2 separate regions of the Homo sapiens genome follow, and region 2 is linked to region 1. A link is a contact called in ENCODE Hi-C or POLR2A ChIA-PET data. All regions are on one chromosome and are shown on one strand. The core of a region is the stretch at or near the end of the contact, and the rest is flanking DNA. Distances in the headings are between cores, read along the strand shown. Region 1 holds the start of PEF1-AS1 (PEF1 and COL16A1 antisense RNA 1). Region 2 holds the start of SRSF4 (serine and arginine rich splicing factor 4).

Region 1 (4,525 bases), core at 674-3,173:
AGCACAGAAATACAGAGTAGCAGAAGGGGCCGTAAGATTGGAAAGTTGAGGCTGGGCCAGATTCTGAAGGGCCTGGAGTACCAGAATGAAGAGATTGGGCCTTATTTTGTAGGCGTGGATGAAGAGCATCCATTGTAGGCTGTGTAGTGGGCAAGTGGCATGATCAGCACTGTGATTTTGGAAAGTGCACTTGGTTAGATAGATGGACTAGACTGGATAACAGTTCGTAACATTCATTTATTCATTTATTTTAATAATCGTGTCAGTCGCTATACTAGGTACTGGAGTTATAATGACAAGCAAAAACAGACAAAACCCTAGCCCACATGAAAGAACTTGACAAAGAAATCAAATAAGCACACAAATAAGTGTAGAAACGGAACCACTGAGTGGCAAGTACATGGTGCTGAGATCACTCGGTCACCAGGATTTGACCTACGATGGGGACCGACCTAGACCTCCCTGCTGAGAACTGGACATCCATTGACCCCGGTTCTAGGCGACCCACTGTGAGCTAGGGCAAGGCAACTGCCTCTCTGCACCTCAGTTTCCCCATTTATGAAGAAAGAGGCACTAGATAATTCAATTTTCCTCCAACTCTAATGATCTGGGGTTTTTTTCTCCAAAGACCACAGATCTGTATCCCACTACAAGGGTACTAACTGGTACCCAGTACCTTGACATTAGAGGAGTAATTCCGCCATCGCCTCTCCCTACCGGGAAGAGTCGGTCGGTTCCCCGTTGTCAGGGCAACCGCCTGGCCACCGCCCCTCGTCTCCTTTCCCGCGGCTCATCTGCGGAAACTCAGGAGCTACTCCAGCAATTACGTCACTATCATGCGTCCCATTTGCCAGGTTATAACATGGCTACCGCAGCAACACCCCACCCAGGCTTCTCACTAAATTTCCCAACCTGACCACCTCTTCGGCCCACTCCACCTCAGGAAAAGGAGGAACATTAGCGCTGGTACAGCCGCCAAGACTTCCGGAAGCTCCATCAATCACTTAGCTCCCCTGGTCTCTCGGGTAGGCATCCGCCCACCGCCCCCATCGTCACTTCCGTCGGCCGACAGCACCCAAGATTGACAGGCGCGGACGTCCAATCAGATGCGGGCCCAGCCCCAAAGCCGAGACGAGGGGCGGGTTTGAGAGCGGAAAGCCCCACCCCTTGCCTGAGTGTGACGTCAGAATCACCATGGCCAGCTATCCTTACCGGCAGGTGAGTGTGTGAGGGGCCCGCGAATCCAGGTAGCGGCGGTGCCAGGCGCAGGCCCGACGTCCCCCTGCTCTTTCTCCCCGCTTTCTCCGCGCCCTTCCCACGATGGGTTCGCTTCAGCGAGGCCTTGCGCTGTAGAGAACCGAAAAGGGACCGTCGGTCGCGCCCTGCTCACGTCATGAAGGACCGCACATTCGCGAGGTCGTGTCGCGCCCCCTTGACGTCGCTCACTCGAGGATTTGGGGACCTTGGACCCCACAGGTCCAGGCTGGCGCTGGCCTGGGCTCCACAGCCTCCCAAGGCCCTCATGGGGGCCTTGGGCGGGGGCATCAGCCATGACCGGAGGTTTAGAGTTCTGGTTCCGCCGATCTCATTTGGGGCGTCGGATAAAAATCCAGGCTTCCGGACCCACCCCACACTGCATCAGAGTCATCAGGAAACTCTGGTTGTAGCAGGCGCCACAAGTGAGCTGGTTTGACCACTGACTTAGTTCAACACCGCCATTTCGCGTGTAGAAAAGTGAACCCCGAGAAGACACAGAACTTACCTGAAGTCACCAGGCAGTTAGGCAGCAGGGCCGAGGTCAGAACCCGGGCTATCTTCAGATGCCTCTTCCCCAGCGTATCTTGATTCAGTCAGGAATACCGCAGCAAGGTGATTCTGTGGCCAGAATTCTTTGTTGGGTGATAGTAGGGTGTTGAAGTGCACTTTGGTGTCAGAGGTAGGTTCATATCTTAGCTCTACCACCTAAATAGTTGTGAGCCCTTGAGCAAGCTGTTTTGCCTTTCTGAGTCCAAGTTTCCGCCTGTAAAATAGGGCCGAATAATAGGATCTGCCTCATAAAGCTGTTGTGGAGAGTCAGGAGGTGATGCTTACGAAGCGTTTGGTACATAGTGAGGTGTAACATGTGTTGCCCTTTAGCATTTTGATTTTTAGTAGACTTCTAAAAGGCCAGTGCCCGGAGGGTCCTCAAAATAGAGCCCTCATTTTACAGAGGAGGAAATGAAGCCCACAGAGGGCTGCGATCACACAGTTATTTAGGAGATGAAATCCATAAACGAAATGTGGGAAAACAAGATCAATTGGTATATTACACAGTGCTCAACTGAGTTTAGTCACAGGCCAAAAGATGTAACAGTCCTTCCAGGGAGTGCAGTCTTGTGCGGGTTACACAGTGTTTGGACCTCCATTATCCTAATCATGAAGTCCCTATCGGCATGCAGGTATTATTACCCCTAATTAACTGCTGAGGAGCAAACCCAAAGAGGTTAAGTGGCTTCCCAAAAGTCACACGTAGTAAGTGAGGGTGAGGCCATGACCAGAGCTTAGGACTTCTCTTATTGCATCCTTAGAGAGAGGTAGGAAAGAGAGAGGCCAGTGCGGGCTGGAGTTAGGAAGTGTAGCATAGCAGTTGCTTCCTAAAGTCCATTCCATTTGCTGAGTCTTGGGAGGTTTTAATAGATATTGTTAATATAGGAGGATTCTGTAGTTAACTAAAGTTTTGGAAATACTCTTAAGTATAGCTGAATAAGTTTATTGACCACAAGCTATTTCAGAATCCTTAATTTGCTAATGTACATTGTAAATCATCCAGAAAGGAATATAATATGCAGTATTTCTTAAACATATCTAACCATAGAAACTCCGCCTCCCGGCTTTCTTTTCAGATGTCTGGTCACTTTTTTGACTCTAGTATTTCTGAGGAACACAGGCTGAAAAAACATTCATAGCGCCTTGTTTCCCAGTGGCTGGTCTTCTGCCTCAGAATCAGCTGAGAGCTTGTTTAAGAAAGCACACTTTTGGGTCCCACTTCAGACCTGTTCTGTACCCAGGAATCTACATGCTAATAAGCATTAGGGACAATTGGTGTGCATCCTAAAAGCAGTGACAGGTTAGAGAGAACTGTGCTAGAATTCTAGCTGTATTACTTAATAGTTATATACCCCTGGACAAACTAAGGGCTCTGAGCCTCAGCTTCCTCACCTGTATAAAGGGAGAAATAATACCTGTGAAAAGGGCTAAAATGAGGTTAAAATGCAGGGAGCCTGGCGTGTTGCTAGTGCCTAGTACATGCCAGTGTCTGGTGGCAGCTCTTGCTGCCGTGACTGCTCTCATGATGCCATGCTGCCTGGGCTATTCCTGGAGTGAAATACTGAAAAGGAGCACAGAGAGAAGAGTCTGGAATAGAAAAAGAAATGTTGTTTTTTTTTCCTACCATACCCTTGTCCGCCTCCTGGTCTCAGGTGTTCTAAGAAAGGAAACGAGTTGTTTTAAAGCATCTCAGTCAGTGCTGCCTCCCCTCCACCCACTACATAGCTTTGGAGGATTCCAGCCTATTGTTAGGAGTCAGAATTCCTGTAATTTTCCACTGCTTCCAGTCCAGGGTACCCAAGCAGGGACTGGGTATTGGAGTAGTAAAATTCAAGCACCCTTTGGTCCTATGGGGGAACGAGCTTGGTGGATTTCAGTGCTTAAGAGCTTAGTTTTTGAGGCCAGAGAGAGTTGATTTCAAATCCCTGCTTTGTCACTCCCTTGCAGAAGTTTGTTGCAAAAGTCTGAGACTCAGTTTTCCCTTTTTTGAAAAAAATTTTTTATTTATTTGTTTATTTTTAAGACAGAGTCTTGCTCTGTCGCCCAGGCTGGAGTGCAATGGCACAATCTTGGCTCACTGCAACCTCCGTCTCCCGGGTTCAAGCAGTTCTCCTGCCTCAGCCTCCCAAGTAGCTGGAATTACAGGCGCACGCCACCACACCTGGCTAATTTTTTGTATTTTTAGTAGAGACGGGGTTTCGCCATGTTGGCCAGGCTGGTCTCAAACTCCTAACCTCAGGTGATCCACCTGCCTCAGCCTCCCACAGTGTTGGGATTACAGGCGTGAGCCACCACGCCTGGACTAGTTTTCCCTTCTTTAGAATGGGGTCATAATAGTATCTACCTCAGAATTACTCTAAAGATTAAATGAGAAAATCCACGTAAAGTGCTAGGTATGGTGTTGGGCATGTAGAATACTCCAAGTGGAGGAGTAATGCAGTTATGCAGATTGAAGAGGCAATGTGATAAGTATTCAATGGGAGTAAGTGTAAGGTACAGCACGGGAGAGTGAGATACCTAACTCAGTCTAGGGGTGCATTTTTAAAAGAGGTGATATTTAAGCCAACAACTGAATCACTGGTAGAAATTAGCTGAGTGAAGAAAGGAATGCTATTCCAGCAGAGGAAATAGCTGCACAAAGCCCATGAAGCAGGTAAGACAGCCTAGTATTTTGGAGGAACTTTAAGAAGTTCAGTGTAGTTGTAGTGATGTGGGGGAA
Region 2 (4,525 bases), core at 702-3,201, 2.5 Mb after region 1:
CCAGAATCAAAGAAAAATAAAGGATGGATAAATTGATCCCATAAATATCTAATGTTTTTGCATGGCTAAAAAACACTCTTGGCAAAGTCAAAAGTCAACAAATGGAAAAAATATTTGCAACTCATTTGACAAAGAGCTGATTTTCCTAATATATAGTGAGCACCTATGAATAAGAAAAATGGGTAAAGGATATACACAGACAGAAATAGGAAAATATATCTCAAACATATGAAGAAAGACTCATATCTCTGCAAAATATGATATTTGCAAATTAAACCACTTGGAGATAACATTTTTCACCTCTCAGATTGGCAAAGATCAAAAAGTTTGATAACACGGTGTTGATGAGGATATGAGGAAACAGCCACTTAAGGGGAATTGAGCAATAACTTATCAAAACTCTGACCCAAATATCCTATTTCTAGGAATAGATGATATATATAGAGAGAGAGAGAAAGAGAGAGAGAGAAATGCAAAGTTACTGCAGCAGTGTAATAACAAAAGGTTGGAACTTATTTCAATGTCCTTCACCAGGGCACTGGCTAAATAAATTACTGTGTATAAAATGGTATGAACCATAAAACTAGTCCTTTTATACTCTTAAGGAATGATTTTCAAAATATATTTTGTGTAGAACCATATGTATAGTATCCTACTATTTGTTTTATAAGGGTAAATTAACCTCCTAAAGGACATTTCAGAAACTGCCTCTGGGAAGAGAAACTAAGTGGCTGGTGGACAGCGAAGACTTTTCACTGTGTATCATTTGAACCTTGAGTTATCCTTTCAAAATATTCAAAAAACAAAAACAAGCAAAGAAACAAAACCCTTTATGGTTCTAGGTACATGGCGTTAGTGAGAAGGGAACCAATATTTATTGAGCTCTTACCATGTTTCAGACACTGTTCCAAGTACTTTCACATACACTACCCCATTTAGTGACCTGTGTAATCCTTGAGATGGGTATACATTATTCTAATTTTACAGGTTAGAAAATAGACTGGATAGGCCAGGCGCAGTGGCTCACGCCTGTAATCCCAGCACTTTGGGAGGCCAAGGCGGGCGGATCACCTGAGGTCTGGAGTTTGAGACCTGCCTGGCCAATATGGTGAAACTTCCTCTCTCCTAAAAATACAAAAATTAGCCGGGCGTGGGGGCGGGCGCCTGTAGTCCCAGCTACTCTGGAGGCTGAGGCAGGAGAATCGCTTGAACCCGGGAGGCGGAGGTTGCAGTGAGCTGAGGTCGCGCCACTGCACTCCAGCCTGGGCGACCGAGCGAAACTCGTCTCAAAAAAAAAAAAATAGGTTGGATTGTGGTCAAGTAATTTACTCGGCGTCATGCCTAGTCTAGCTCCAAAGCTCCAGCCTTCTCCGCTTCTCACACTGCTTCTATTTAAGCAGTGTCCTCTTAAAAATAATACTGGTCTCATTTATTGGGCACTTGATATGACAAAACTACTAAGTGCTTTATGTACGTATTCTCATATAATTCTCAAGACAACTCTGGAAGGTAGGAACTACTCTCCCCCTTTTACAGAAAAGATAAAGGAGGGTCCGAGACATCGCGCGTAACAAGCCCAAGGTCACGGGTACACAATCGTTTGGAAGCTAGGTTTGATTCCAAAGCTCCAGCTCCGAAATCCAAACCACACCCGGTTCAAAGGACAAAAGCACAAACGCTCGCTCGCTGGGCTCTAGGAGGTGCGGACACTTCCGGGGGAGGGGCGAAGCCAGCTGGCTGCGGAAGGCGGTGCAGGAACCCCTTTGGCGAGCTCGCGCGAGGACGTGCCGCAGCGCCGCCTGTCGATCACCTTGCCCCGCCGCACGTCGGCGCGCCCCCGGGCAAGCTCCTCCCCCAGTCCTGGCCGAGCGGGAAGCGAACGCGCGCTCTCTCCGGTTACCTTCCGCCTCGGGGAAGGGCGGGGGAAGTGGAAGCGCGCGCTCGCGAGCTGCGTGCTCGCGTACGTCGCCGGGGTTCGGCTGCGTCCGTCCCGCCGCCCGCCCGTTGCCGCCGCCGCCGCTGCCGCCGTGCTCTCGCTTTGCCCGCCGCCGCCTAAGGGGGGCTGGGGCCGGGGCCAGCCATCACTGCCGTTGCCGGGATGCCGCGGGTGTACATCGGCCGCCTGAGCTACCAGGCCCGGGAGCGCGATGTGGAGCGCTTCTTTAAGGGCTACGGGAAGATCCTGGAGGTGGATCTGAAGAACGGGTGAGGAGGGCGAAAGAGGGTCCGGCCGGGCGGGGACAGACCCCATAGGTGGTGGGGAGGCCGCGGGGACGGGAGAGGGACGCCTGGTCCGCGCGGAGCGGCTACCGGCCTGGCCAGGCTCCGCCATAGTGGCGGCGCCTCGGGGGCGCGGGTAGGCCCCGGTTCCCACTGCGCCTGCGCGGGTGGGGGTGGTGGAGGCATAATGGGAGCTGTGCTGAGGCCCTGAGTGGGACGGGGAGAAGGAAAGCCCGAGTGGGGCTGGTGCTCCGGGCAGGGGGGCACAGCTCCAGGGCGCCCGGGAGACCTGGGTTTTCCCTTCCTAGGCCCGGAACTGGGGCCCTATTCGTTTCTGGGTAGACACCAACCTTTCCCGCTCTGAGGACTACTGGAAATAAACAGGATTTCCTGCTCCCTTTCACCTCTTGCCCGGTCTCATGGATCAGACGGTCACAGCGCCGTCTTCCCCGAGGACTGGAGCCTTGGAGGGAGGCCCTTTTTAGCCGTGTGCCACGCTTTTTTGGGCGGGAGACTCCAGTTTGAGTAGTCTAGTGACAGTTTCGAAAGTATCGTCTTGCCGTGCTGAAAGCCTTCACCGTTCCCTCTGCAAGAGTAAATTAAAGTCTTAACTTCTTATCTTTAAGACTCCGTGCAGAGTTTCCACGCTGTGGTTTCCGTTTTCCAACTTACCGAAAAATTGCTTGGCCGTTGTAGAATTTGTTAGGAGAATAGTGGCCACCCTGGCTAGTATCTGCGTCTGGTTAACGCAGACGGAGACGAAATTGTTAACTTACTGCCTCCCCCAGAGTATGATCTATTACTTGTATTCTTAATCTACTTCGGCAAAAATAGTGCCAGCATGAGCTACAGGTTTTAGGGAAAACTGTTGAGGAATCAGGCCTGGAGAAAATACTCAACGGGGAAAACTGGGAACCAGATGTTAGGTAGGGCTTGGAAGGCATGGATATAAAATTAAAAGGACTGGGGTGACATTTTAGGGCACTAAACCTTGGGTGTTAGAGAACTCTTGGCTTAAAAAAGAAACTCTACTTTGCAACAGTTGTAATATAGCTACCGTTTACTCCCCAGGGTTATACTAGTAACTGACACCTGAAACATTTTGAAAGTTACCTAAGTATGTTTCACGTATGAGAAAACTGGTAGCTACCGTATTCTCAAATGATGATTTGGGTTTAAAAAGCCATTTCAAATTAATTATTAGAATCGTTTTCTTTCTGAGGACGTCTTTAGTAAAGTACTGATTTCTTTTACAGTAAAAGGCTTTAAAAACTACTCCTTTTCTACAGTAAAACGTTCAGTTCTTAAGGATATATTGAAGTGGCGGGTAGACGTTATTGTATACATACCATATATGTGAAAGTTGAAACTCCAGTTTTTTTCAGAGCCCAGCTAAATTGACAGCATAACTAACTTTTGTGGACAAAGTGTGGATTTTGAAGCCAGCCAGGCCTAAGTCAAATCCTGGTTCCACCACTTACTACGTATGGGCAAGTTACTTCTCTGAACCTGGTTGTTCATTCATGTGGAAAAGGAAGATTAGAGATAATAAATGTAAAGCATTTGGCTTAGGCAGTAAGTGGCAGCTATAATCAGAGGGATGAGGAAACATCTTTGCTTGTTGGTGTTTGATAACATAAAGCGTGTTTGGTGAGGTCTTTTCTAATGTTACTCAGGTGATAGTGTGCAGGAAATGACAAGACTGTTAATGGGAAACTGATTCATCAACCAAATGTATTGATAACCCATCAACAAAATGTCCACCACTGTGCTAAATGAATTGGGGGAGGAGGCAGAAAACAGTTCTGCTCTTGAATAAATTAAGCATTATGACATGTGCACTTTGAATTAAGAAATGTTTGCTTTCGCTTTAAACTCTAGTAAAACTTGGAATGATTTGCTTGAAAAGATGTGTTGAAATGGCTTTGAAGAATAGATTAGAGCTTGAAGTGAAGAAATTTAGGTTTCTGGGAATAGTATATGTCGTAGTTGGGGCTCAGGCATGGTGACTTGTGCCTGCAATCCCAGCTGAAGTGTGAAGATTACTTCAGGCCAGGAGTTTGAGACCAGCCTGACCCCATCTCTAAGAAAAAAATTTTTTTAATTAGCCACGCGTGGTGACACTCGCCTATAGTCCTAGCTACTTCAGAGGATGAGGCAGGAGGATCACTTCAGCCTAGGATTTCAAGGCTACAGTGAGCTATGATTGTGACACTGCACTCCAGTCTGGGTAACAGCAAGACCCCCATCTCTAATAAAATAAGTACAATGCTGACTTTTTTTGCTTTTTGATGAATAGGGAAAA

The links. Hi-C counts contacts between places; a loop is a spot of excess contacts on that map. ChIA-PET counts read pairs that join two places held with the same protein, here RNA polymerase II (POLR2A). Pooled maps may share reads with other maps.
Region 2: a pooled map shows a loop between it and region 1 (19-fold over the local background). The contact joins the promoter of SRSF4 here to the promoter of PEF1-AS1 in region 1. A Hi-C loop is called at or near these places in 8 of 50 pooled maps. POLR2A ChIA-PET finds 5 or more read pairs at or near these places in 2 of 52 experiments (CD4-positive, alpha-beta memory T cell and Caco-2).

What each region holds. Positions count from the first base shown.
Region 1 is chr1:31,641,534-31,646,058 of GRCh38, reverse strand. It overlaps PEF1-AS1 (PEF1 and COL16A1 antisense RNA 1), which reads right to left and starts at 1,923. Exons shown (of 6, transcript NR_184313.1): 1 at 1,763-1,923; 2 at 1,213-1,347. It overlaps PEF1 (penta-EF-hand domain containing 1), which reads left to right and starts at 1,183. Exons shown (of 5, transcript NM_012392.4): 1 at 1,183-1,218. The coding sequence starts at 1,195. RefSeq lists enhancers at 714-1,053, 1,294-1,363, 683-1,453.
Region 2 is chr1:29,179,326-29,183,850 of GRCh38, reverse strand. SRSF4 (serine and arginine rich splicing factor 4) reads left to right here and starts at 1,951. Exons shown (of 6, transcript NM_005626.5): 1 at 1,951-2,205. The coding sequence starts at 2,099. It also overlaps a transcript of MECR not described here. RefSeq lists enhancers at 623-1,260, 1,603-1,832, 1,261-1,898 and silencers at 1,903-2,112, 2,163-2,352.